Regions from separate parts of the Homo sapiens genome. Here region 2 is linked to region 1. Evidence: read pairs that join two places in POLR2A ChIA-PET (ENCODE). Cell type or tissue: Panc1. All regions are shown on one strand. Links, peaks and the distances in the headings refer to the core of each region. The heading gives the core; the rest is flanking DNA. Region 1 overlaps MALAT1 (metastasis associated lung adenocarcinoma transcript 1). Region 2 overlaps MAP3K11 (mitogen-activated protein kinase kinase kinase 11).

Evidence for each region. ChIA-PET counts read pairs that join two places held together with the same protein. Peaks named below come from ENCODE experiments on the same cell type or tissue, not always from the same donor. Only the 100,000 strongest peaks of a DNase experiment are listed, where the experiment ranks them.
Region 2: POLR2A ChIA-PET joins it to region 1 with 5 read pairs; 21 of 35 experiments call an interaction of 5 or more read pairs at or near these places.

The regions. Positions count from the first base shown.
Region 1 is chr11:65,500,874-65,506,244 of GRCh38, forward strand. MALAT1 (metastasis associated lung adenocarcinoma transcript 1) reads left to right here. Exons shown (of 1, transcript NR_002819.5): 1 at 1-5,371. It also overlaps TALAM1 and MASCRNA. Among named protein-coding and RNA genes, the nearest start is that of MALAT1, 4.5 kb to the left of the region's middle. In Panc1, for the core only: no CTCF peak of the experiment used is centred there; DNase peaks (open chromatin) are centred at 1,020, 2,308, 3,548, 4,118 and 1 weaker place; H3K4me3 peaks cover 5,000 bases; H3K27ac peaks cover 5,000 bases.
Region 2 is chr11:65,608,526-65,613,896 of GRCh38, forward strand. It overlaps MAP3K11 (mitogen-activated protein kinase kinase kinase 11), which reads right to left. Exons shown (of 10, transcript NM_002419.4): 1 at 4,493-5,371. The coding sequence starts at 5,231. Among named protein-coding and RNA genes, the nearest start is that of MAP3K11, 3.0 kb to the right of the region's middle. RefSeq lists an enhancer at 4,131-5,018 and a silencer at 5,306-5,371. In Panc1, for the core only: no CTCF peak of the experiment used is centred there; no DNase peak of the experiment used is centred there; H3K4me3 peaks cover 2,426 bases; H3K27ac peaks cover 1,736 bases.

The DNA of each region.
Region 1 (5,371 bases), core at 50-5,049:
TTTATATGGGGACGTAGGCCGATTTCCGGGTGTTGTAGGTTTCTCTTTTTCAGGCTTATACTCATGAATCTTGTCTGAAGCTTTTGAGGGCAGACTGCCAAGTCCTGGAGAAATAGTAGATGGCAAGTTTGTGGGTTTTTTTTTTTTACACGAATTTGAGGAAAACCAAATGAATTTGATAGCCAAATTGAGACAATTTCAGCAAATCTGTAAGCAGTTTGTATGTTTAGTTGGGGTAATGAAGTATTTCAGTTTTGTGAATAGATGACCTGTTTTTACTTCCTCACCCTGAATTCGTTTTGTAAATGTAGAGTTTGGATGTGTAACTGAGGCGGGGGGGAGTTTTCAGTATTTTTTTTTGTGGGGGTGGGGGCAAAATATGTTTTCAGTTCTTTTTCCCTTAGGTCTGTCTAGAATCCTAAAGGCAAATGACTCAAGGTGTAACAGAAAACAAGAAAATCCAATATCAGGATAATCAGACCACCACAGGTTTACAGTTTATAGAAACTAGAGCAGTTCTCACGTTGAGGTCTGTGGAAGAGATGTCCATTGGAGAAATGGCTGGTAGTTACTCTTTTTTCCCCCCACCCCCTTAATCAGACTTTAAAAGTGCTTAACCCCTTAAACTTGTTATTTTTTACTTGAAGCATTTTGGGATGGTCTTAACAGGGAAGAGAGAGGGTGGGGGAGAAAATGTTTTTTTCTAAGATTTTCCACAGATGCTATAGTACTATTGACAAACTGGGTTAGAGAAGGAGTGTACCGCTGTGCTGTTGGCACGAACACCTTCAGGGACTGGAGCTGCTTTTATCCTTGGAAGAGTATTCCCAGTTGAAGCTGAAAAGTACAGCACAGTGCAGCTTTGGTTCATATTCAGTCATCTCAGGAGAACTTCAGAAGAGCTTGAGTAGGCCAAATGTTGAAGTTAAGTTTTCCAATAATGTGACTTCTTAAAAGTTTTATTAAAGGGGAGGGGCAAATATTGGCAATTAGTTGGCAGTGGCCTGTTACGGTTGGGATTGGTGGGGTGGGTTTAGGTAATTGTTTAGTTTATGATTGCAGATAAACTCATGCCAGAGAACTTAAAGTCTTAGAATGGAAAAAGTAAAGAAATATCAACTTCCAAGTTGGCAAGTAACTCCCAATGATTTAGTTTTTTTCCCCCCAGTTTGAATTGGGAAGCTGGGGGAAGTTAAATATGAGCCACTGGGTGTACCAGTGCATTAATTTGGGCAAGGAAAGTGTCATAATTTGATACTGTATCTGTTTTCCTTCAAAGTATAGAGCTTTTGGGGAAGGAAAGTATTGAACTGGGGGTTGGTCTGGCCTACTGGGCTGACATTAACTACAATTATGGGAAATGCAAAAGTTGTTTGGATATGGTAGTGTGTGGTTCTCTTTTGGAATTTTTTTCAGGTGATTTAATAATAATTTAAAACTACTATAGAAACTGCAGAGCAAAGGAAGTGGCTTAATGATCCTGAAGGGATTTCTTCTGATGGTAGCTTTTGTATTATCAAGTAAGATTCTATTTTCAGTTGTGTGTAAGCAAGTTTTTTTTTAGTGTAGGAGAAATACTTTTCCATTGTTTAACTGCAAAACAAGATGTTAAGGTATGCTTCAAAAATTTTGTAAATTGTTTATTTTAAACTTATCTGTTTGTAAATTGTAACTGATTAAGAATTGTGATAGTTCAGCTTGAATGTCTCTTAGAGGGTGGGCTTTTGTTGATGAGGGAGGGGAAACTTTTTTTTTTTCTATAGACTTTTTTCAGATAACATCTTCTGAGTCATAACCAGCCTGGCAGTATGATGGCCTAGATGCAGAGAAAACAGCTCCTTGGTGAATTGATAAGTAAAGGCAGAAAAGATTATATGTCATACCTCCATTGGGGAATAAGCATAACCCTGAGATTCTTACTACTGATGAGAACATTATCTGCATATGCCAAAAAATTTTAAGCAAATGAAAGCTACCAATTTAAAGTTACGGAATCTACCATTTTAAAGTTAATTGCTTGTCAAGCTATAACCACAAAAATAATGAATTGATGAGAAATACAATGAAGAGGCAATGTCCATCTCAAAATACTGCTTTTACAAAAGCAGAATAAAAGCGAAAAGAAATGAAAATGTTACACTACATTAATCCTGGAATAAAAGAAGCCGAAATAAATGAGAGATGAGTTGGGATCAAGTGGATTGAGGAGGCTGTGCTGTGTGCCAATGTTTCGTTTGCCTCAGACAGGTATCTCTTCGTTATCAGAAGAGTTGCTTCATTTCATCTGGGAGCAGAAAACAGCAGGCAGCTGTTAACAGATAAGTTTAACTTGCATCTGCAGTATTGCATGTTAGGGATAAGTGCTTATTTTTAAGAGCTGTGGAGTTCTTAAATATCAACCATGGCACTTTCTCCTGACCCCTTCCCTAGGGGATTTCAGGATTGAGAAATTTTTCCATCGAGCCTTTTTAAAATTGTAGGACTTGTTCCTGTGGGCTTCAGTGATGGGATAGTACACTTCACTCAGAGGCATTTGCATCTTTAAATAATTTCTTAAAAGCCTCTAAAGTGATCAGTGCCTTGATGCCAACTAAGGAAATTTGTTTAGCATTGAATCTCTGAAGGCTCTATGAAAGGAATAGCATGATGTGCTGTTAGAATCAGATGTTACTGCTAAAATTTACATGTTGTGATGTAAATTGTGTAGAAAACCATTAAATCATTCAAAATAATAAACTATTTTTATTAGAGAATGTATACTTTTAGAAAGCTGTCTCCTTATTTAAATAAAATAGTGTTTGTCTGTAGTTCAGTGTTGGGGCAATCTTGGGGGGGATTCTTCTCTAATCTTTCAGAAACTTTGTCTGCGAACACTCTTTAATGGACCAGATCAGGATTTGAGCGGAAGAACGAATGTAACTTTAAGGCAGGAAAGACAAATTTTATTCTTCATAAAGTGATGAGCATATAATAATTCCAGGCACATGGCAATAGAGGCCCTCTAAATAAGGAATAAATAACCTCTTAGACAGGTGGGAGATTATGATCAGAGTAAAAGGTAATTACACATTTTATTTCCAGAAAGTCAGGGGTCTATAAATTGACAGTGATTAGAGTAATACTTTTTCACATTTCCAAAGTTTGCATGTTAACTTTAAATGCTTACAATCTTAGAGTGGTAGGCAATGTTTTACACTATTGACCTTATATAGGGAAGGGAGGGGGTGCCTGTGGGGTTTTAAAGAATTTTCCTTTGCAGAGGCATTTCATCCTTCATGAAGCCATTCAGGATTTTGAATTGCATATGAGTGCTTGGCTCTTCCTTCTGTTCTAGTGAGTGTATGAGACCTTGCAGTGAGTTTATCAGCATACTCAAAATTTTTTTCCTGGAATTTGGAGGGATGGGAGGAGGGGGTGGGGCTTACTTGTTGTAGCTTTTTTTTTTTTTACAGACTTCACAGAGAATGCAGTTGTCTTGACTTCAGGTCTGTCTGTTCTGTTGGCAAGTAAATGCAGTACTGTTCTGATCCCGCTGCTATTAGAATGCATTGTGAAACGACTGGAGTATGATTAAAAGTTGTGTTCCCCAATGCTTGGAGTAGTGATTGTTGAAGGAAAAAATCCAGCTGAGTGATAAAGGCTGAGTGTTGAGGAAATTTCTGCAGTTTTAAGCAGTCGTATTTGTGATTGAAGCTGAGTACATTTTGCTGGTGTATTTTTAGGTAAAATGCTTTTTGTTCATTTCTGGTGGTGGGAGGGGACTGAAGCCTTTAGTCTTTTCCAGATGCAACCTTAAAATCAGTGACAAGAAACATTCCAAACAAGCAACAGTCTTCAAGAAATTAAACTGGCAAGTGGAAATGTTTAAACAGTTCAGTGATCTTTAGTGCATTGTTTATGTGTGGGTTTCTCTCTCCCCTCCCTTGGTCTTAATTCTTACATGCAGGAACACTCAGCAGACACACGTATGCGAAGGGCCAGAGAAGCCAGACCCAGTAAGAAAAAATAGCCTATTTACTTTAAATAAACCAAACATTCCATTTTAAATGTGGGGATTGGGAACCACTAGTTCTTTCAGATGGTATTCTTCAGACTATAGAAGGAGCTTCCAGTTGAATTCACCAGTGGACAAAATGAGGAAAACAGGTGAACAAGCTTTTTCTGTATTTACATACAAAGTCAGATCAGTTATGGGACAATAGTATTGAATAGATTTCAGCTTTATGCTGGAGTAACTGGCATGTGAGCAAACTGTGTTGGCGTGGGGGTGGAGGGGTGAGGTGGGCGCTAAGCCTTTTTTTAAGATTTTTCAGGTACCCCTCACTAAAGGCACCGAAGGCTTAAAGTAGGACAACCATGGAGCCTTCCTGTGGCAGGAGAGACAACAAAGCGCTATTATCCTAAGGTCAAGAGAAGTGTCAGCCTCACCTGATTTTTATTAGTAATGAGGACTTGCCTCAACTCCCTCTTTCTGGAGTGAAGCATCCGAAGGAATGCTTGAAGTACCCCTGGGCTTCTCTTAACATTTAAGCAAGCTGTTTTTATAGCAGCTCTTAATAATAAAGCCCAAATCTCAAGCGGTGCTTGAAGGGGAGGGAAAGGGGGAAAGCGGGCAACCACTTTTCCCTAGCTTTTCCAGAAGCCTGTTAAAAGCAAGGTCTCCCCACAAGCAACTTCTCTGCCACATCGCCACCCCGTGCCTTTTGATCTAGCACAGACCCTTCACCCCTCACCTCGATGCAGCCAGTAGCTTGGATCCTTGTGGGCATGATCCATAATCGGTTTCAAGGTAACGATGGTGTCGAGGTCTTTGGTGGGTTGAACTATGTTAGAAAAGGCCATTAATTTGCCTGCAAATTGTTAACAGAAGGGTATTAAAACCACAGCTAAGTAGCTCTATTATAATACTTATCCAGTGACTAAAACCAACTTAAACCAGTAAGTGGAGAAATAACATGTTCAAGAACTGTAATGCTGGGTGGGAACATGTAACTTGTAGACTGGAGAAGATAGGCATTTGAGTGGCTGAGAGGGCTTTTGGGTGGGAATGCAAAAATTCTCTGCTAAGACTTTTTCAGGTGAACATAACAGACTTGGCCAAGCTAGCATCTTAGCGGAAGCTGATCTCCAATGCTCTTCAGTAGGGTCATGAAGGTTTTTCTTTTCCTGAGAAAACAACACGTATTGTTTTCTCAGGTTTTGCTTTTTGGCCTTTTTCTAGCTTAAAAAAAAAAAAAGCAAAAGATGCTGGTGGTTGGCACTCCTGGTTTCCAGGACGGGGTTCAAATCCCTGCGGCGTCTTTGCTTTGACTACTAATCTGTCTTCAGGACTCTTTCTGTATTTCTCCTTTTCTCTGCAGGTGCTAGTTCT
Region 2 (5,371 bases), core at 223-5,222, 110 kb after region 1:
CTGACGGACATCCTGGCTGGGTCCTGGGGGCACAGAGGTGACTTGGTCTAGATCTTGAGGACCTACTTGAGGTCAGACATTTCTTTTCTTTTCCTTTTTTTTTTTTCTTAAGATAGAGTTTTGCTCTTGTTGCCCAGGCTGGAGTGCAATGGCGTGATCTTGGCTCACTGCAACCTCCACCTCCTGGGTTCAAGCGATTGTCCTGCCCCAGCCTCCCGAGTAGTGGGATTATGGGCATGTGCCACCACGCCCGACTAATTTTGCATTTTTAGTAGAGACAGGGTTTCTCCATGTTGGTCAGGCTGGTCTCGAACTCCCAACCTCAGGTGATCTGCCCGCCTCGGCCTCCCAAAGTGCTGGGATTACAGGCCACTGCACCTGGCCGAGGCCAAACATTTCACACTCAACCCCAGCACTCAAAACCATTTATGAGCTAAATAATATTTTTCATGTTTCACAGATGAGGAAACCAAGCAGGGAAATGACTTGGCAGAGGTCATACAACAAATACAGCAGAGATTACAACCTGGTCTGTGTGGCTCTGAAACCAGTGTTCTAGCTTTTCCCTAATATTACACTGAAGCAAAACTGGCAAGGTGGCAGCTCTGGACATTTATGGCTTTGATTTCAAGAGAGATCTGTGAGTCTCCTGTCATTTTGTTGAGGCAGGAGCGTGAATCAGAACCCCCCTTAGAGTGGGGAGCAAGAGGGAAGCTCTTGGTGAGAAAAGAAGCCCAGCAGGTACCACAGGCCCCTAGTGCCCACATCACACTGTGGCAAGTGCAGCCACTCCCAAAGCAAAGACTCCAAAAGATACCTACCAATGCAGCTGGAAGGGAAGAGAAAGGGTGGGGTCCAAGAAAGTGATGGTTCTTGGCCACAAAGGAGGAGCTTGGGGTAAATGTAGGCGTGGATGGTCAGACTTGGCAGGGGCTCATGGCTTTAACCCAAATGGGGCCACCGTACTTGGTACAAAGAGGAGAAGCAGCAACTTGCATATCTCTCACCAGGACAGGAATGGCTCAAATGAGAGAAGTTTTCGAGGAATAGAAAGAGGACAAAGTCATAGAGTCATGAAGGGTCTGAAGGGCCCCTCTACTTTTCAGGTTACAGCCAACTGCACTGTGGAAGAGAAGCAATATCAAGTCAACCATGTTTCTGGACCCATGTCAGGGCACACCTCTCAGCTCTCCTGCCCTGTGTGACACGGCTGTCATGGGGGCAGCATAGGGCACAGGGGGTGGGGCAGATGGGAAGGGCACCTAATACAGCCTGGTGAGTCAGGGAAGACTTCCCAGAGGAGGTGGCAGAACCAGGGTGCTCATTTTTCAGGGCTTAAAGCAACAAGCCCTGATCCTGCTGCTGGCCAGGCCACCTGGGCCTTGAGGAGGCATCTGGCACTGCTGCCAGCTGTCCCCGCTGCCCCACCGTCCTCAGCCCCCACAGCCCCTGGCTGCTTGGCTCTGTTTCTGTGTCCTCCACCTTCAGCCATTTCGGCGCTGGTGCTTCTCAGAGCATGACCTCTCCTCAACCTCTGCCCACTGCCCCTGGCTGACTCAGCCTCTTCCAGGTACCAGCTCCCTCTCCCCACTGGCATCTTCCACATTTGCAACTCCAGGCCAGACAAATTGGTTCAGCAGCTCTACCTGATGTCCAGGTGCCCTCCATGACCACCTTTACTATCCCGGCATGCCCAGTAGATTTTCCTGCAATTTTTCCTAATCCAGAGAATGGTCTCAAAATCTACCCACTCCTCTGAGCCAGACCTTGGAGCTGAGTCCTGAACACTTCATCAAGCTGAGGATGACAACAAAACCCTCCTCAGATGGCTGTCACGAGCATGAAACAAGACCACACTTTTAAAGTTTTTGCATGGGGGCTGCCACCTGGCAGAAGCATCCTAAAGGCCAGTTGTCCTAAAGCACTTATCGTATCTCCGCCCTCCTCTCCCTCCTCTGTCACTCCTTACTGCCAACTTCAAAACAGCCTCTGGTCTGGCTGCTGGAGGCGGGGACCTGAGCATTTAGCAAGCCCCCGACGACAAGCTCATTCCAAAGGGGAAACACAGCAGGCTGGGGCAGTGGGTGGAGTGGAAATGGGCACCTCCCCTGGTGCCAGGGCCCACCTTCCCCTTTGAAGACCAACACTTGCTGCTTCTTGGCCTGTCTCTAGCCACTTGTGGCACCCCAGACTGGCAAAGTGCTGTTCCAGTATCTCAGGCCGGGTGGCCACTCTCCACCTTTTTCAGGTGGGGAATCTGAGGCCCAGAGAGGGGCAACAACTCACCCAAAGTTTCAGGACTTCTTTGTACTTGTGGTCTTTCTGCTACCTCCCCGCTCCTGGCTCTGCCAGCTGCTAAGCCCCATCCTCTGCTTTCTCTCCAAGCTCCTCTCTGTGCTTTCAACTGTCCCAACTCGAACTGCTGTTCTGGTGTCTGATGTAGATCCCAGGCATGGGAGGTCAGGGGTCACCCAGAGGAGAATGGGCCAGAGACCCCGAAACTGGGGGAAGCTCTCAGTGCCCCTTTAGGGCTCCCTGGCCTCTGATAGGGACCTGGCCACCAGCTCCCTCCCTGGGCTGGCCTCTGTGGGGCTTGGGAGTGGCCTGGGCAGCTCACACCTCTTCCGCTTTCCTCCCGTGGTCCCTACTTCTCCTTTCTGGGAGGCCTGGGCCAGGTCTCCCACTTGGGAGGGGGAGTCCTTTTGGGGAGAACTGGGGGAGGTCAGGCCCAGGCCGGGCTGGCTGGTCAGTCCTGTGACTCGTGGGCCTGGAGAATTCCCCCTCCTCTCCCCGCCAGGCTTCCTCACAAGGCCCCCATTGTCCAGGAAAATCATGCCATTGTTTCCTGCCTGTGCCCCCCACCAGCCCAGGGACTCCCCCCACCCCAATCCTGCAGACAGCAACTTGGGCCTAGGACTGGGGTCTCCGAGGTTAAATGCCAGGCTCAGGGAGGCTGAGGGCACCTTGCCTGCCCTTTACCACCACCTCCCAGACTCTGAGAGGGAAGCAGGGGAACTAGAGGGGAGTAGGGGAGCAGTTCCAGGCTCCTTCCTCCCGCAAGTCCTCCACCCCAAGCTCTTTCCTCCCCTGCAGGCAGCTGGGCTAGGGAGGGAGCAGGGGCTGGAGCAGGGACAGGAAGCCGGCTCAGGGGCAGCAGGAAACGCAGGAAGCAGTGGGGAGGGTGGGGAGCAGGGGCCTGGGCTATTGTTCCATTTTTTCTGGAAAGAAAACGGAGGAAAAACAGAAGATGGGAGTCCCCTCCCCCTGTGCCTTCGGGGAATCCCCCTCAGATTGGGGCAGGTAGCGGGGGTCCCTAGATAGTTAGAGCCCAGGGTTGAGGCTGAGAGGTGGGAACCGCACCCTACCAGGGATGAGAAGAGTGGGTAGGATGGTTGGCAGGCCTCTCCTGGCTCCCCCAGTCCTGGCAAGAACTTGGATATCTGGGGCTCAGCACTCTGTTTCCTGCAAGCCCCTTGTCCATGGTCAGCCCAGGCCAGGAGGCTCAAAATATCCACGTTGACCCCCCTCTAAGAATGTCTCATGCTTTTCCAGTGACCACACTGAGCCTGGCCCCTCCTGCATTTCCTACTGCTGCTCTCCAGCCTGCACTCTGGGCTCTAGGAGGCCCCTGCTCCTGGTCCCTGCTGTGTGCTGGGTCCTGCTTCCATGCCTTCTCTCTCTAAATGCTGCGTGCACCAGGAAACCCTCTGAAGCTGTCACTCACTTCTCTTGGGCCATGATGGGCAGCGTGTCGGGGGCTTGAAATGATGGGAGATGGAGTCTCCCTTAGCCCAGCACTCCCATCCCAAGCACTGATTTCAGGCTAGGCCCTCTTGGCGATCCAGCCCTCAAATGTCCATCTCCATGGCTGAGGACCCGCTGTGGGTTGGGGATCGCAGGTCGGGCTTGCCCAAGCTGTTGAGCTGTTTCACTCTCCCTTTTTACAGATTCTGAAATTGAGGCTCCGAGTTGGAGTAACCAGCTAGAGGTCATGAAGCCAGGGAGGGCTAGGCCAGAATTCCAGCCCTGGCCTTAGCCTTGACTGCCAAGGAGGGCTTCCCTCTCTGAGATATCTGTTCTGGAGGAGCTGCCCATGACGACGGGAGGGGAGGACAGAGCACCAACTCCACGAACATGAATTTAGGGGAGGAGAAGATGAGGAGCACGAGCTTCCAGAGGACTTCCTTGAGGTGGGAGCCATGGCTGGGCAGGATGCTTATGGCCCACCTGAGAGATACCAATTTCTTAACTTGTCCAAACCGCAGCTGCAGGCTGGGGTCAAGGACTTCTGAAGCTGGCGCAGGAAGACTCTGCTGGGTGCCTGGGGCTCTGTTTGGGGGCTAGCTTGAGCCCATGGGCACCCCTGGTCAGCTGGGACCCCCTAGGGTGGGAGCTCCTACCTGCAGTAGACCCTAAGCTAGGCTCAGTGGAAGGTTGGGAGCAGGTGTGTACCAGAGCCATGCCACCCCCAACCATGCCCCCAGAAACTCACTGTTGTTGGACTTGAGATCACGGTGGATGACGGGCACCAGGGCCTCGCAGTGCAGGTAGTGCATCCCACGGGCAATCTGCACAGCCCAGTTGACCAGCACATGGGGAGGCACGCGCCGCCCGGCCAGAGCTCGGCTGAGGGGCCCACCGGCTGCATACTCCATCACCAGGCACAGGTTGGGCTCCTCCAGGCACACAGCCTTGAGGGCAATGATGTTGGGGTGTGCCAGCATGGCGAAGAGCCGGGCCTCCTGGCGAACGCTCTCGGCTGTCACACTGATGTCCTCATCGGGGTCCTGGCGAGCTGCCTTCACAGCCACCAGCTCACCTCGCCAGCTGCCCCTGTACACCTTGCCAAAGCCTCCAATGCCGATCACCTCCTCCAGCCGCAGCTCCTGGAAGCTGGCCACCTCGCAGGGGGGCGGGCCGCCACCCCGAGACACATAGTTGGACGGGAAGATGCCCACCTGGCCACCCACCTGGCCCGCCCACCAGCCCTCGTCTCCTGAGATGGCTGCGTCCCGGGACAGCACCTCCACACGGTCACCCTTCCTCAGGGCCAGCTCATCCTGCCCACTGGGCTCGTAGTCGAACAGGGCTGTCCACACCGGGTTGGCATAACCCGCTGCCTTTGGAGACCCCTCAGGCCGGCCTCCTCCACCGCCCCCACCACCCCCGCTGCCACTGCCATTCCATGACCCTAGAGGGCTCTTGAGGAAGAGGCTCTTCAAGGGCTCCATGGCCGGGAGCCGGCGCTGGGATGTGTGGAGGACCTTCTCTGGGTGCCCGTGGTCCCCACCCCCGCTGGCTGCCAAGGCCCTAGTCCCGGAACCTGGGCATCCGGGCCCTGGCCCTCAGCCCCAGACCCACGCCTCTCTGG